Regions from separate parts of the Homo sapiens genome. Here region 1 is linked to region 2. A link is a contact called in ENCODE Hi-C or POLR2A ChIA-PET data. All regions are on one chromosome and are shown on one strand. The core of a region is the stretch at or near the end of the contact, and the rest is flanking DNA. Distances in the headings are between cores, read along the strand shown. Region 1 holds the start of RBMX (RNA binding motif protein X-linked). Region 2 holds the start of ZNF280C (zinc finger protein 280C).

Region 1 (6,811 bases), core at 311-2,810, 6.6 Mb after region 2:
CAAATGAAATAACCAAAGTAAATGTGTAAACAGAAAGCTCAGAACTTCTTAGAGGACAAAAATACATTATCATGTCAGACGATCAATGCAATCAAATTCATCATAGCTTATATTTTAATTATAATAGCCCAGCCTGTACTGCCAGACAACTCACCTTCCACTATTCGTCCATATTTGCCAAATACTGCTTCAAGAGCTTTCTCATTTGTTTCCGTATTAAGCCCACCAATGAAGAGCTTTCCTGGGCGATCTGCTTCAACCATGTTTTTTTTTTTTTGGGCCGGTGAGTCTGTTGAAAAGGAATAGTATTACCTCACTGCAAAAAGTTCCTCAAGTTTATTGGACACTTTTACTTTCGCACATTTCTCATATTTTCCACTAAAACCATTGTTCCTTAATAACTAAAGAAAACGATAACGAGCTAAGCCTCAGCCACAGTAGGAAGCAATTTGAACTAAGTAGTTTAGTAACACTGCAATTTACATAAAACTGGTTAAAAGGGCCAACTTAACTTTTACCACTACCCTTGATCACCCTTAGCTGTTCTTAAGCAACAGCTGCTTAACATTTGAAAAAGCAACTTTTAGTTCCAGTCCTCTTGCCTTTGAAAGATTCAATTACTCATCACACCCTTCCTAACGATGGTTTTAAAAGACTCCCAAGGTCACAGGCTAGACACAGGACCTTAACACCAAGCCCTCTTCCAACGACTCCTCTTTTCCTCATTAGGATTCCCTACTAAATCCAAGGAGAAATGTGAAGTTTAAGCCAAGTTATGCCGCCCCTCTTCTTCACCGGCCCCCGCCCTACCGAAAATTCTACTATCCGGCCAAAAAGATAAAAACAAATCGTCAACATCGTTTGCTATTAAGTAACGGAACGCGGACGCACACACTAACACTCGACACTCCGTGACTGCAGCGGAACCTAATTAAAACTCGTCATTAAAAACCGCGTGTAAAAGACAAAATGGCGACACTTGGATTCAACCCAGAACCACCGACACTGGTCAGGGGACTAACTTTTACCACCAACATTGGCTGGGAACATTCAGAGGGCTTCTTCTCCGGGGCCGCCAATGAATACGAAGCCCGCAGCCCGCATGGAAGTCCACATGCCCATCATTAGCGCCAGCGCCATACCAATGCAGGTATCGCCGTGGTGCGGTCGCTCCTCGCCCCGCTCCAGCCTACAAAGCCCCGACCTCCGCTACCAACTCCCGCAGATGGCAGCCAAACTTTCTCGAGAAGCATACAACCAAACGGGCCCCCTCATTTGTTTTCCCTCGACCCCCTCAGCTTTATTTAAATAGGTCGGAACCTTTGGGTTCTTAAAATGGCGCCCGCCACCCCCATCTCCAGGGAGATATAATCCCCAGTCCTAACACGGGGAGAGTGTCACGAAAAACGGACTGAGGAAAGGAGACACGTACCGGAGGGGTGACAATGGGTTCAAGCTCCAACGAGCTCGGCGATAGGGGCTTCCTAGCAGCTCAGCACCAGTGGCGGCTGCCGGGTGCGAGGACCGAACCGCGAAGCCGCTAGCACTACTGCGCAACGAGGGCGAACAAAGGAGACAGCAAACTTTATACTGCCCGGGAACGAGGCTGAAGGACCCGGATGGAAACGGAGCTTAGAATTTGAAACGCAAAGGGAGGGGGGAAGTAGTTCCCAGTCTCCCCATTGGCTGGCTCCTCTGTCATTCACCCTTCTCTCCTCCCTTTTTCCCGGGCCCTCGGTGTTGGGTCGACAGACCTTTCTAACCGTTTTCTCTACCCCCACCCGTTCTTTACAAACGCGCTTTTTTTGCTTTACGCTAAAATGGTGCACAGGCTTCCTTTAATAAAGAACTGAAGTTTATTGAGCGTCCTAGTGGGCCGGGCACGGTGCAAAACTTTACTTTTACTTTTCCATTAACTCTTCTAATTGTCAAAATGTGATGAGGGTAGATACTCCTACTATACCAATTTTGCAGAAACGGAAAACAAAGAAGTTTTGGCAATATAATATATTTTCAAAAATTGTCTTTAACAAGTGTTTTTAGTGAGTGTGGGAATTTCTGATAAATACATGTAAATTTCAGATGAGTAAAAAACGTACAAAACAGCATGCAGATAGTACATTCATATAGAACAATTACTGAGCACCTTGTAAATGGTGGGCTCTGGGCTAGGCCAGGAAAATACAACTCCAGGGAAAAGACAAGAGTCAGGCCTGTGGGTAAGGATGCCGGATTTAATAAATGAAAATACCAGGCCGGGTGCAGTGGCTCACGCCTGTAATCCCAGCACTTTGGGAGGCCAAGGTCGGTGGATCACGAAGTCAGGAGATGGAGACCATCCTGGCTAACACGGTGAAACCCCGTCTCTTTTTAAAAATACAAAAAATTACCCAGGCGTGGTGGCACGCGCCTGTAGTCCCAGCTACTCGGGAGGCTGAGGCAGGAGAATCCGGGAGGCGGAGGTTGCAGTGAGCCAAGACTGCGCCACCGCACTCCAGCCTGGGCAGGCGACAGAGCGAGACTCCGTCTCAAAATAAAAAAGAAAATGCGGGACGCTAATTTATTCTGCGAAGCTGTTAAAAAATTTTAAATAAAAATATGGGACGCGGCCGGGGCGCGGTGGCTCATGCCTGTAATCCTAGCACTTTGGGAGGCCGAGGCGGGCAGATTGCCTGAGCTCAGGGGTTTGAGACCAGCCTGGGCAACATGGTGAAACCCCGTCTCTACTAAAATAAAAATAAAAAATAAAAAAATTAGCCGGGCGTGGCGGCGTGTGCCTGTAGTCCCAGCTACTCGGGAGGCTGAGGCAGGAGAATTGCTTGAACCCAGGAGGCGGCGGTTGCAGTGAGCCAAGATCATACCACTGCACTCCAGCCTGGCAACAGAGCGAGACTTCGTCTAAAAAAAAAAAAAGGGACGCCCAGTTAAGTTTAAATTTCAGATAACGAATACTTTTTTTAGTATAGTATGTCCCAAATCTCATATTTTAAAAATTCGCTGTTTATCGGAAATTCAAATTTAACTGAGCATTCTATATTTCATCTGCCCATCCTACTTGTTGAGGGGGGAAACCAAAAAATTTTTTAATTTTTTTCTTAAAGAAATTGAATACAATTAACAAAAGAATGGCATGTTGTGATTAATGCCAGGGAGGAAATAAACTAGTTGCTTTGATGGACAATATTAGGGAGAACAAATTTGATTAAAACATCAGGGAAGGTCTATGTGAAGAGGTGACTTTGGAGATCAGAGCTGAAGGAAGAAAAGAAACTAGCTATGGGAACAGCTGAGGGAAAAACCTTCAGGAAAAGAAGAGAATAGTAAACACAAAGTAGAGAGGAAGAGCTTGGCATATATCAAGGGACAGAAAGAGGGCCAGGTGACAAGAATATGAGGGGCATGAAATGAGGGAGCCAAGATTGGCAGGACCTTTGAGCCCATTAAATGACTGTAGGGGGTAAGTGTGGGAAAAAGGACACTAATAGGGCTGTGGGAGCAGACCAGAAAGAGAGGATGGTGGCTTGAATCAGGGTGGCGGCAGTGGACACGGGGAGGAAAGAACAATTGTTAGATGAATATGATAGGTATCGTGTTTAATGGTGCTATGGTCTAAATGTTTGTGTCCTCCCCCAAATTCATATGTTGAAATCCTAATACCCAAGGTGATGGCATTAGGAGGCGGGGATTTGGGGAGAAGATTAGGTCACAAAAGGGTAGGGTCCTCATGAATGGGATTAACACTTTTATAAAAGAGGCCCCTGTCCACCATGTGAGAACACAGTGAGGTGCCACTTATATGAACCAGAAAACTGGTGGTGGTGGGCCCTCACCAGACACTGAATATGCTGGCGTCTTTATCTTGGACTTCCCAGCCTACAAAAATGTGAGAAATAAATTTCTGTTGTTTATAAGCCAGCCAGTTTATGGTATTTTGTTATAGTAGCAGGAATGGACTAAGACAGATGGGAAAGGGGTGGGGAAGAATTGCGGAAAAAGAAAATCATTATGGATGACTCCAAGTATCTGGTATTAGTGGGACAGATGGTAACAGTCATTTACCAAAATGGTTTCAGAGGAGCAAGTTTGGGATATAGGGGCAGAAAAATCTGAAGCTCAGAGCATAGATCTGTGCTAAATTATCATCTCAGAGATGTAATAAAAGCCATCAGAATGAATGAAACCACCAAACAAGAGAGTACAGTGGGAAAAGAAGGCCCAAGATCACATAATATGAGCTATTAAAAAAATACATATGGAGACAAAATAACTGGGAGGAAATATGCCAAAATGTTACCAGTTTATCTTGGAGTGGTAGAATTTATGGACAATTTTCACTTTTCTTCTTCTTCTTCTCCTTTTTTTTTTGTTTGTTTTTTTGTTTTTTTGAGAAAGAGGTTCGCTCTCATTGCCCAGGCTAGAGTGCACTGGTGCGATCTTGGGTCACTGCAACCTCTGCCTCCCGGGTTCAAGCGATTCTCCCGTCTCCGCCTCCTGAGTAGCTGGGATTACAGGCATACGCCACCATGCCCGGCTAATTTTGTATTTTTAGTAGAGACAGAGTTTCACCATGTTGGCCAGGCTGGTCTCAAACTCCTGACCTCAGGTGATACGCCCGCCTCGCCCTCCCAAAGTGCTGAGATTACAGGCCTGAGCCACCGTGCCGGGCCTTTTCTTCTTCATAGTTACAATTACCTGCCCATGGTGAATTTTGGTATATGCCAGGCAGGTTGTAGTAAATAATATTCAGGTCACGGGTAAAAGCCCCCAAGGAGCTTCGAAACCAGCTCTGAATTATTAACATTAATAGGGGGAGTAATGCCCAGTAGGACAAGAATATTTGTTCTTGTTTTTTTTCCCCCAGCCAAATAATAAAAAGTAAGGCAAAACTCATGTCCATTTGCCTTTTGAATGAGTTCTGTAAATTATAGACTCTGGAGTCATTTGGGAACTGGCAAAAATGGCTTAAATACCAGGCTCAGCAAGCAGAACTTGTACTCCCAGAGGTAGCCAGGAGAAATCCCTCACCCTGTGGAAGCAGGCACTCTCTTTCTCTGTCTCAAATCCAAAGAGAGACTACAGGACTCTCCTCTAGGCTCTGAGTGTAAATCAGGTCTCCTCTAGTCTAGGGCAAAATGGGGCAGGCTCGACAATAGATAACCCTGTCCTCCTGGGTCTCAAAAAGGAAATGTGCATCCCCGTAGACCAGCTCACTTTGGCCTCTGCAGTTCACACCCAGGAATGTGGGGGAGGAGAAGTAGCATGCTGGCGGTGTTGGATGCAAACACAATTCCCAAGGACCAAAAGCGAGTGGGTGGGGTGGGGATGGCTAAGTTAAAGGAATTGTAGGAGGGGATCAGTTGGCCATATCGTCCAGGACAGAGAGGAAAAAGAAGCAGCTTGTGGGGGAAGCAGAGTGCTACTGACTAGATCTAGAGGGCAATGGAGAGGGGAGCCTTTTTTTTTTTTTTGAGACGGTGTTTCGCTCTTTCGACCAGGCTGGAGTGAAGTGGCGCAATCCCAGCTCACTGCAACCTCCGCCCCCCGGGTTCAAGCGATTCTCCTGTCTCAGCCTCCCAAGTAGCTGGGATTACAGGTGTCCACCACCATGCCAGGCTAATTTTTGTACTTTTAGTAGAGACGGGGTTTCGCCATGTTGGCCAGGCTGGTCTCGAACTCCTGACCTCAGGTGATCCACCCACCTCGGCCTCCCAAAGTGCTGGGATTACAGGCGTGAGCCACTGAGCCTGGCCGAGAGGGGAGCCTTTTTAAGAGGTGGAGTAAGGTAATCAGATTTCATCTTAATGAGATTACTGTGGTTGCAGTCTGGAGACTGTATTGGGGGAGGGAGAGACAGGAAGCAGGGAGACAAATCAGAAGGGTATTGCTGATGTAATGCAGGAGAGGGGGGACGTGGGCGTGCTGAGTGTGAGGGACTCTGGCCAACAGGCAGTTGGATAAGCAGGTCTCACACTGCCCAAAAGTAATTTCCGAATCCCATCCCTCCTCCTCATGGATCTTCTAGATTTTTCTCTTTGCCTCTTTCTATTTACTCTTTTATATTGTCATTAAATGTAGTTGCGTTTTTCTCTTTGCTATAATTTTCCCTTTGCCTTATTATTTTGTCTTCAGATGCCATCTCAGTGATCGACGGATACACTGAGTCAAACGATATTACTTCACTACTAGGTAATCTTGGAATATAATCAGTGCTAAATAAATGGCTGAATTGACTTGCAAGCTCTTCTTATTCTTCATGGCACTTAGCATGAGATGGGTGCATAGGAAGTTTTTATTTTATTTTATTGTATTTTATTTTAATTTAATTTAATTTTATTTTATTTTTGAGATGGAGTCTCACCCTGTCGCCCAGGCTGAAGTGCAGTGGTGCAATCTCAGCTCACTGCAATCCCCACTTCCTGGGTTCAAGCGATTCTCCTGCCTCAGCCTCCTGAGTAGTTGGGATTACAGGTGTGCACCACCACGTCTGGCTAATTTTTTTGTATTTTTAGTAGAGATGGGGTTTCTGGTCTCGAACTCCTGACCTCAGGTGATTCACCTGCCTCGGCCTCCCAAAGTGCTGGGATTACAGCCGTGAGCCACCACACTTGGCTGGAATTATGTAATAAATACTGGTGGCCTTGTCTTAAATCCTGATTTAATTTCAAGGGGCTCATATTTTATATTAAAAAAGGAAAAACAATAAACAAACCCATACTTTTAAAAGTTGCAACCAATTAAATTTAAGAAATAACCTTTCAGGCCGGGCACAGTGGCTCATGCCTGTAATTCCAGCACTTTGGGAGGCTGAGGT
Region 2 (6,390 bases), core at 2,208-4,707:
TTTTGAAGCCAATCTGTATAGTAAATATTTTATGTAAGTTTCATAAGATATTCTATAATCACTAATTCCTAAAGTAACCTCAAGAAGTATGTATTATTAATCAATTTGCTTTTTATACGAGTAAAACTTATCCACCAGGGAAAATGTAAGTAAGTGCATTGATGGGAACACTGGACATAGGGGCTGACAACCTGAGTGGGAATTTCTGGTCTACCACTTCCTGGCTGCCAAATCTGTAAGTATAATCAACCTCTGTAAGCCTTAGTTTTTCTATCTGTAAAACGAAAACAGTAATACCTTCCTTGCAGCACTACTGTGAACATTAAATAAAGCAAGTGAAATATTCCTCAACAGTACTTTGCACTATTTTTCTCAACTTCTCCTTCCTTACCTGAAGTCATACCGTTAAGTTGATGAATACAAGCACTTAAAGAAAACAAATCTAGTTCACATGAAGAGCTCAATTAAAATCATATCATAAATAAACTGCATCACATCAGTAGTTCTCAAACTCTTTTATCCCAGGATTTCTTTTCACTTAAAACTTAATGAGAACCCCAATGAGCTTTATGTTTATATGGACAATATGTGTTGATATTTCCCATATTAGAAATTGAAACTGAGACAGATTTCAAATGTTTTTATTTAAAATATTTATAAGCCCATTACAAGTTAATAAAAATACTTTTAATGAGAATAACTTTTAAAAAACAAATTTAATGAGAAAAGTAATATTGATTTACATTTTTGCAAATGTCTTTAATATTTATCTTAATAAAAAGCAGCTGGATTCTCTTATTCTCTGGGGAAAAATGCTGTATGATCTCACATGTGGAATCTAAACAACTTTATCTCATAGAAACAGAGAGTAGAAAGATGGTTACCAGAGACTTGGGAGTTCAGGGGTGGGACAGATGGGGAAAAGATGTTGATCCAAGAGTACGAAGTTTAATTAGATGGGAGGAATAAGTTTTAGTTATCTATTGCACTACAAGGTGACCACAGCTAATACTAATAATGTATTGTATATTTCAAAATTGCTAAAATAATTTCTAACATTCTCATAACAAAATGATAAATTGGTAAGGTGATGGCTATGTTAGCCTCTTTCAATAATGTATACATATCAAAACATCACATTGTACCCCATAAATACGCACAATTATCATTTGCCAATAAAAAGTTAAAAAGGAAACAAAAAAATGAAAAAAAAAACTCCTTAAAAGAAAACTACTTTGCAGCAAATGAATAAAGTCTAGACGAATACTCTACTTTCAGGAGTCATTTCTACAGTTCATTACTAGTGATGTTTCTCTGAATGTACAGAGCACTGGGAAAAAAAGTCTAGACGTATATATTTGATTCAAATTACTGAGGAAGGCTGGGCATGGAGGCTCACTCCTGTAATCCCAGCACTTTGGGAGGCCGAGGTGGGTGGATCACGAGGTCAGGCGTTCCAGACCAGCCTGGCCAACATAGTGAAACCCCATCTCTACTAAAATTACAAAAATTAGCCGGGCGTGGTGGCAAGGGCCTGTAACCCCAGCTGCTTAGGAGGCTGAGGTAGCAGAATCGGTTGAACCCGGGAGGCAGAGGTTGCAGTGAGCTGAGATCGCGCCACTGCACTCCAGCCCGGGCGACATTGCGAGACTCCGTCTCAAAAAAAAAAAAAAAAAATTACTGAGGAAATCAAATCTTTTTGAATCACTACTTAAGACAAACTCACTGAAAACCAAGTAGCTGAGATTTGGAGTTATTCAACCTAAGAACTTTTTCAATAGGATATTCTTCAACTCTTCAACATGCTTAGAAATAATATTAAAGTATGAAAAAGTCGAAAAAAAATGAAGCCTTAAAAATAAAAATATAAAGGAAAAAGGAATTGAATAATACTTCTTAAAACTTTTAAGTGAGCCTCCTTGCTTATTCTCCGTGACCACCTCACTCTCACAAAAAGTGAGACATAATATACCAAATTGAACATTGGATGAGGGTCAGAAAGCCTAGGTTTAAGAATTGGTTCCATCACTTCCTAGGCACATGACCTCGGTAAAGTTCTGTCCTTGAGGCTGTTTCCTCATCTTCAAACAGTTCTAACGACACCCTACAGCCCATCTCAAAAGGGGTGCTACCAATGAAATATACAAATGCAAGATACGATTATAATGGAATCTGTACTGCTGTAGAAACATCAAAGGTACACAGCCCTAATTTTACAAGCAAATCAGTGCCTTTGTAGGCTCAGTGAAGTTTCTGCGTAAGGAGATTAAGTTTGCACAGTAACCCCCAAACCAGGACACCTCACAAATACTAAGAGGAGACTTTTGCAGTTTAAAACTCTACTTCTAGGTTTCTATTTTATGTTTAGGGGCACTAAAAGACATTACAACTCATAGTCCAAACCTGAAAACAATAGTAAAAAAAATTTAAGGTCGCAGATTTAAAAAACTCCACAAAACTAACAAATCTTTCCAAACAAAGAGAATCCCCTGGATGAAGGTCTCCCGTGCTTGCAGAAGCTGGTTCACTTGACAATTTCCTCTCGAATTTCTCCTTAAAAAAGCATTAAAACCTGAGAGAAGTTGAAAGGAACTCCCTCCATCTCTAGAGCAGGAGTATACCTCAGCATAATTTTTTCCATCTCTTTAAGTAAAACCTGCAAACCTCCTAGTTAGAATATAGTGTATTTAACTCCACGTTTCTCCTCAGGGCTCTTATCCTCTAGACAATAACGGAATAGAGCACGATTTCTGTGACAGAGAAGGGAAGTCCCTTTGGCCAGAACAAGGTTGTGGGCATGGAATGACCGGTCCTGTGTGGGGGGAACCTGCGCAGAAAGAAGGGGTCACAGGGTCTCTGATGCCTGAAAGTTCGGAATCCCCTCAAGTCTCTTTTCGTTTGATTGAAGAGACTTGAGGGTGGGCGGGTCTCCGTCAAACATCAGTATCAACCGTACAAAAGACGAAAGGGAGTTGCCTCCAGAATGAAAAGCCCAAACCGGGTTGGAAACAGACCGACAGGACTCAGGAGGTGAGAAGGCTGCCGCAGCTGCCGCGGCCCGCGAAACCACTGCCCGCCGCGGGCCGCCAGGCTCTACCTCCAGAAAACCCTCCCCCTTCAGGGCCCGGCGCAAGATGGTGGCCCACCAGCTACCACGCCGCCAAGCCTGTCCCCTCCCCCGCACCCCCGTCGATCCGCACCGGCATAGAGACCCTCAGCCAGCCGCCCTCAGAACCGCCCTCTGGGGAAGGCTGCCTCGGCCGCGCGGGAGAGCTGCTGCCTCCTTCCGCGCGGCACAGGCGGGGGCGGGGGCCGCTTACCGAGAGCAGAGCAGATCGGTCTGACTGGGGTTCGGATAAGGAGGAGGAGAAAGAGGAGGAGGAAAGGGAGGAGCGCGAAAAACCTCAGGCGACAGCCTCAGCAACAGCGACTCCCCCGGAGACTTCCAGCGCGGAACCGGCGTCTCAGCCGGGGGCAGAAGTATATAACTGCACGCGCTGCCTCATGGGTAGACGCCGACTCCACCCCCTGAACATCCGGGGCCTTTTAACCGCCCACGGACGGACGGCTGGTACTTACATGTGCACATGTGCAGCTACTTTACTTACCGTCGAAGGCAGCGGAGGAAGTGTAATTGACTAGCGTGGATGCAGCTTTTCTAAGCAAACGCTCGATTTAACCTGGAGTTGTCATCCCAAAAAATACATTGTACCTGACTACAGAGAAACATGAATTCTGGGTCTTCCTTGTGTGTGAGGGCTAAAGACACGAGTTAAAAATATAAATATATTGTTTTCTGGAAATACTGTACTTGAAACACGTCTCAAAATACTAGTTATTTTTACCTTTTGTTTTAAACATATGGTTTTGCTTGTCTCTCTGTTACTTCTAATTGCCATATGGATGCCTATAGTAGGTACAAAAAATGCTAAGGAAAAATACATTTACTCTTACACACAAGGAAGACCCAGAATTCATGTTTCTCTGTAGTCAGGTACAATGTATTTTGTGGGATGACAACTCCAGGTTAAATCGAGCGTTTGCTTAGAAAAGCTGCATCCACGCTAGTCAATTACACTTCCTCCGCTGCCTTCGACGGTAAGTAAAGTAGCTGCACTTGTGCACATGTAAGTACCAGCCGTCCGTCCGTGGGCTGGCCGCGGTGGCTCACACTTCTAATTCCAGCACTTTGGGAGGCTGAGGTGGGTGGATCACCTGGGGTGAGGAGTTTGAGACCACTTCCCTTTCCTCCTCGCCTTTCTCCTCCTCCTTCTCTGAACCCCAGTCAGCCTGACCAACATAGTGAAACCCCATCTTTACTAAAAATACAAAATTAGCAGGGTGTGGTGGCACATGCCTGTAATCCCAGCTACTTGGGAGGCTGAGGCGGGAGAATCACTGGAACTTGTAAATACATTTACAAGAAAAACACTTGCCAAAATACTGCTTACAGAAACATTTTCTAGACATTGTGCTTTGAACTGTAAAAGTTTCTTCTCCCAAATTTCTCCACAAGGTTTATAGCAGTACTGGTTCATCTCTCTTTTTCTTTTTTGAGACGGAGTTTCGCTCTTGTTGCCCAGGCAGGAGTCCAATGGCGTGATCTTGGCTCACCGCAACCTCCGCTTCCCGGGTTCAAGTGACTCTCCTGCCTCAGCCTCCCGAGTAGCTGGGATTACAGGCATGCGCCACCACACCCGACTAATTTTGTATTTTTAGTAGAGACGGGGTTTCTCCATGTTGGTCAGGCTGGTCTCGAACTCCCCACCTCAGGTGATCTGCCTGCCTCGGCCTCCCAAAGTGCTGGGATTACAAGCGTGAGCCACCACGCCTGGCCCAATTCATCTCTTAAGAGTTGCCCAGACTGAAAATATCGTGTGGCTTACATAACACACACGTAAATCCTGTCACTGAATCCTACCATTTTTTTTATTTGAGCTAGTTTTTTCTTTCTTATTTATACAGCTATTTGCTTCTGACCCTGAAAATAAGCTTTACAGGAAAAGACAGAGAATAATCAAAATAAAACAGTGAAAAGTCCCAAAATCTTGGAGCATGCATAGTTGGTCCCTGCTTCCGGTCAGGGTGATAAGAAAGTCCGGGCACCTTTTCCTTTGATGCCAGCAGGAAATTTAAAACTAGCAAATCTACAGCCGCATGACTCTGCTTTTGGCTGTAGTGGGAAATTTAAAACTTGTGATTCTCCAGCCTGCCTCCTTCTTTGGCATTGGTGGGAAATTTAAAACTGGCAACAAAAATTGGTGCAGTTGAGAAATTTAAAACTTGCAAATCTACAGCCTGTGCGGCATTTTCACCAGCCCCACTTCCTAGATGCTATAAAGGCCCATCCAACTTCCTCTGCCTCTGAAACCAGCCCAGACCTGTTTGCAGCACCCAGCCCTCCCTCACTTACCCCCACTAGTCCCCAGGGTAATAAAATTTCTCTCAAATTCTCTTGTCATATCTAGTGTCACGAGTGTCCACATCCAACCTAAAATTACGAGGAGGAATGGTCAAACTGCCTCAGCAGGATGACCAGAAAACACTTATACACCCAAATTTCAATCTAACTTATTCTTTTTTTCGTGAAAAATACAGCCAAGAAGACCAGCGGGCTCTGGTCAGTTGACTGTTTGCAGACTCTGGTCAGCAAATTTTCTATCAAGATGAAAATTTGAGAAACTAAATAATAACAATAATTAAAAGGATGTCTGGTGAGAATGGAATTAACACATGGGAAATTGTTTGGGTGATTTTTAACTGTTCTTAAAACTCTTCCCCAGGCTTCTAGAAAACCACTCTATATTGGTTCTCTTGACTGGCTGGCCGTACGTTCTTTTTTATTTTTCAGCACTTCCAGTAAATGAGGGCTTACTCCTGTATAGGTTTTTCTGACAATTTTAAAAATTGAGACAAATTTACATGAAAAAAATCTACCATTTTGAAGTGTACAATAGAGTGATTTCTTATATATATTTACAGTATTGTGCAACCATCACTGCTATCTAATTCCAGAACATTTTCATTACCTCCCACCAAAAAACCTGCAAACCTATTAGTAGCCACTCCTAATTTCCTCCTATTTGTATCCTCTCACCAATCATTAATTAACGTTTTTTATCTATGGATTTGCCTATTCTGGATATCACATATAAATGTAATCATACAGTATGTAGTTTTTCATGTCTAGCTTCTTTCATTCACTATAATGTTTCTGAAGTAGGTTCATCCATGTTGTAGCACATATCAATTCGTTCTTTTCTCTCTTTCTCCCTCCCTCCCTCCCTCCCTCCCTCCCTCCCTCCCTCCCTTCCTTCCTTCCTTCCTTCCTTCCTTCCTTTCCAGATGGCCTCTGGCTCTGGCTCTTAGGCTGGAGTGCAGTGGGGCGAT

The links. Hi-C counts contacts between places; a loop is a spot of excess contacts on that map. ChIA-PET counts read pairs that join two places held with the same protein, here RNA polymerase II (POLR2A). Pooled maps may share reads with other maps.
Region 1: a loop to region 2 is called in a pooled map, with 17 times the contacts of the local background. The contact joins the promoter of RBMX here to the promoter of ZNF280C in region 2. A Hi-C loop is called at or near these places in 5 of 50 pooled maps. POLR2A ChIA-PET finds 5 or more read pairs at or near these places in 3 of 52 experiments (CD4-positive, alpha-beta T cell, WTC11 and activated CD4-positive, alpha-beta T cell).

What each region holds. Positions count from the first base shown.
Region 1 is chrX:136,879,165-136,885,975 of GRCh38, forward strand. RBMX (RNA binding motif protein X-linked) reads right to left here and starts at 1,561. Exons shown (of 9, transcript NM_002139.4): 1 at 1,433-1,561; 2 at 155-289. The coding sequence starts at 263. It overlaps SNORD61 (small nucleolar RNA, C/D box 61), which reads right to left and starts at 107; the gene lies at 35-107. RefSeq lists enhancers at 486-1,085, 887-946, 957-1,416, 1,086-1,684.
Region 2 is chrX:130,265,442-130,271,831 of GRCh38, forward strand. It overlaps ZNF280C (zinc finger protein 280C), which reads right to left and starts at 3,458. Exons shown (of 19, transcript NM_017666.5): 1 at 3,321-3,458. RefSeq lists a silencer at 3,159-3,238.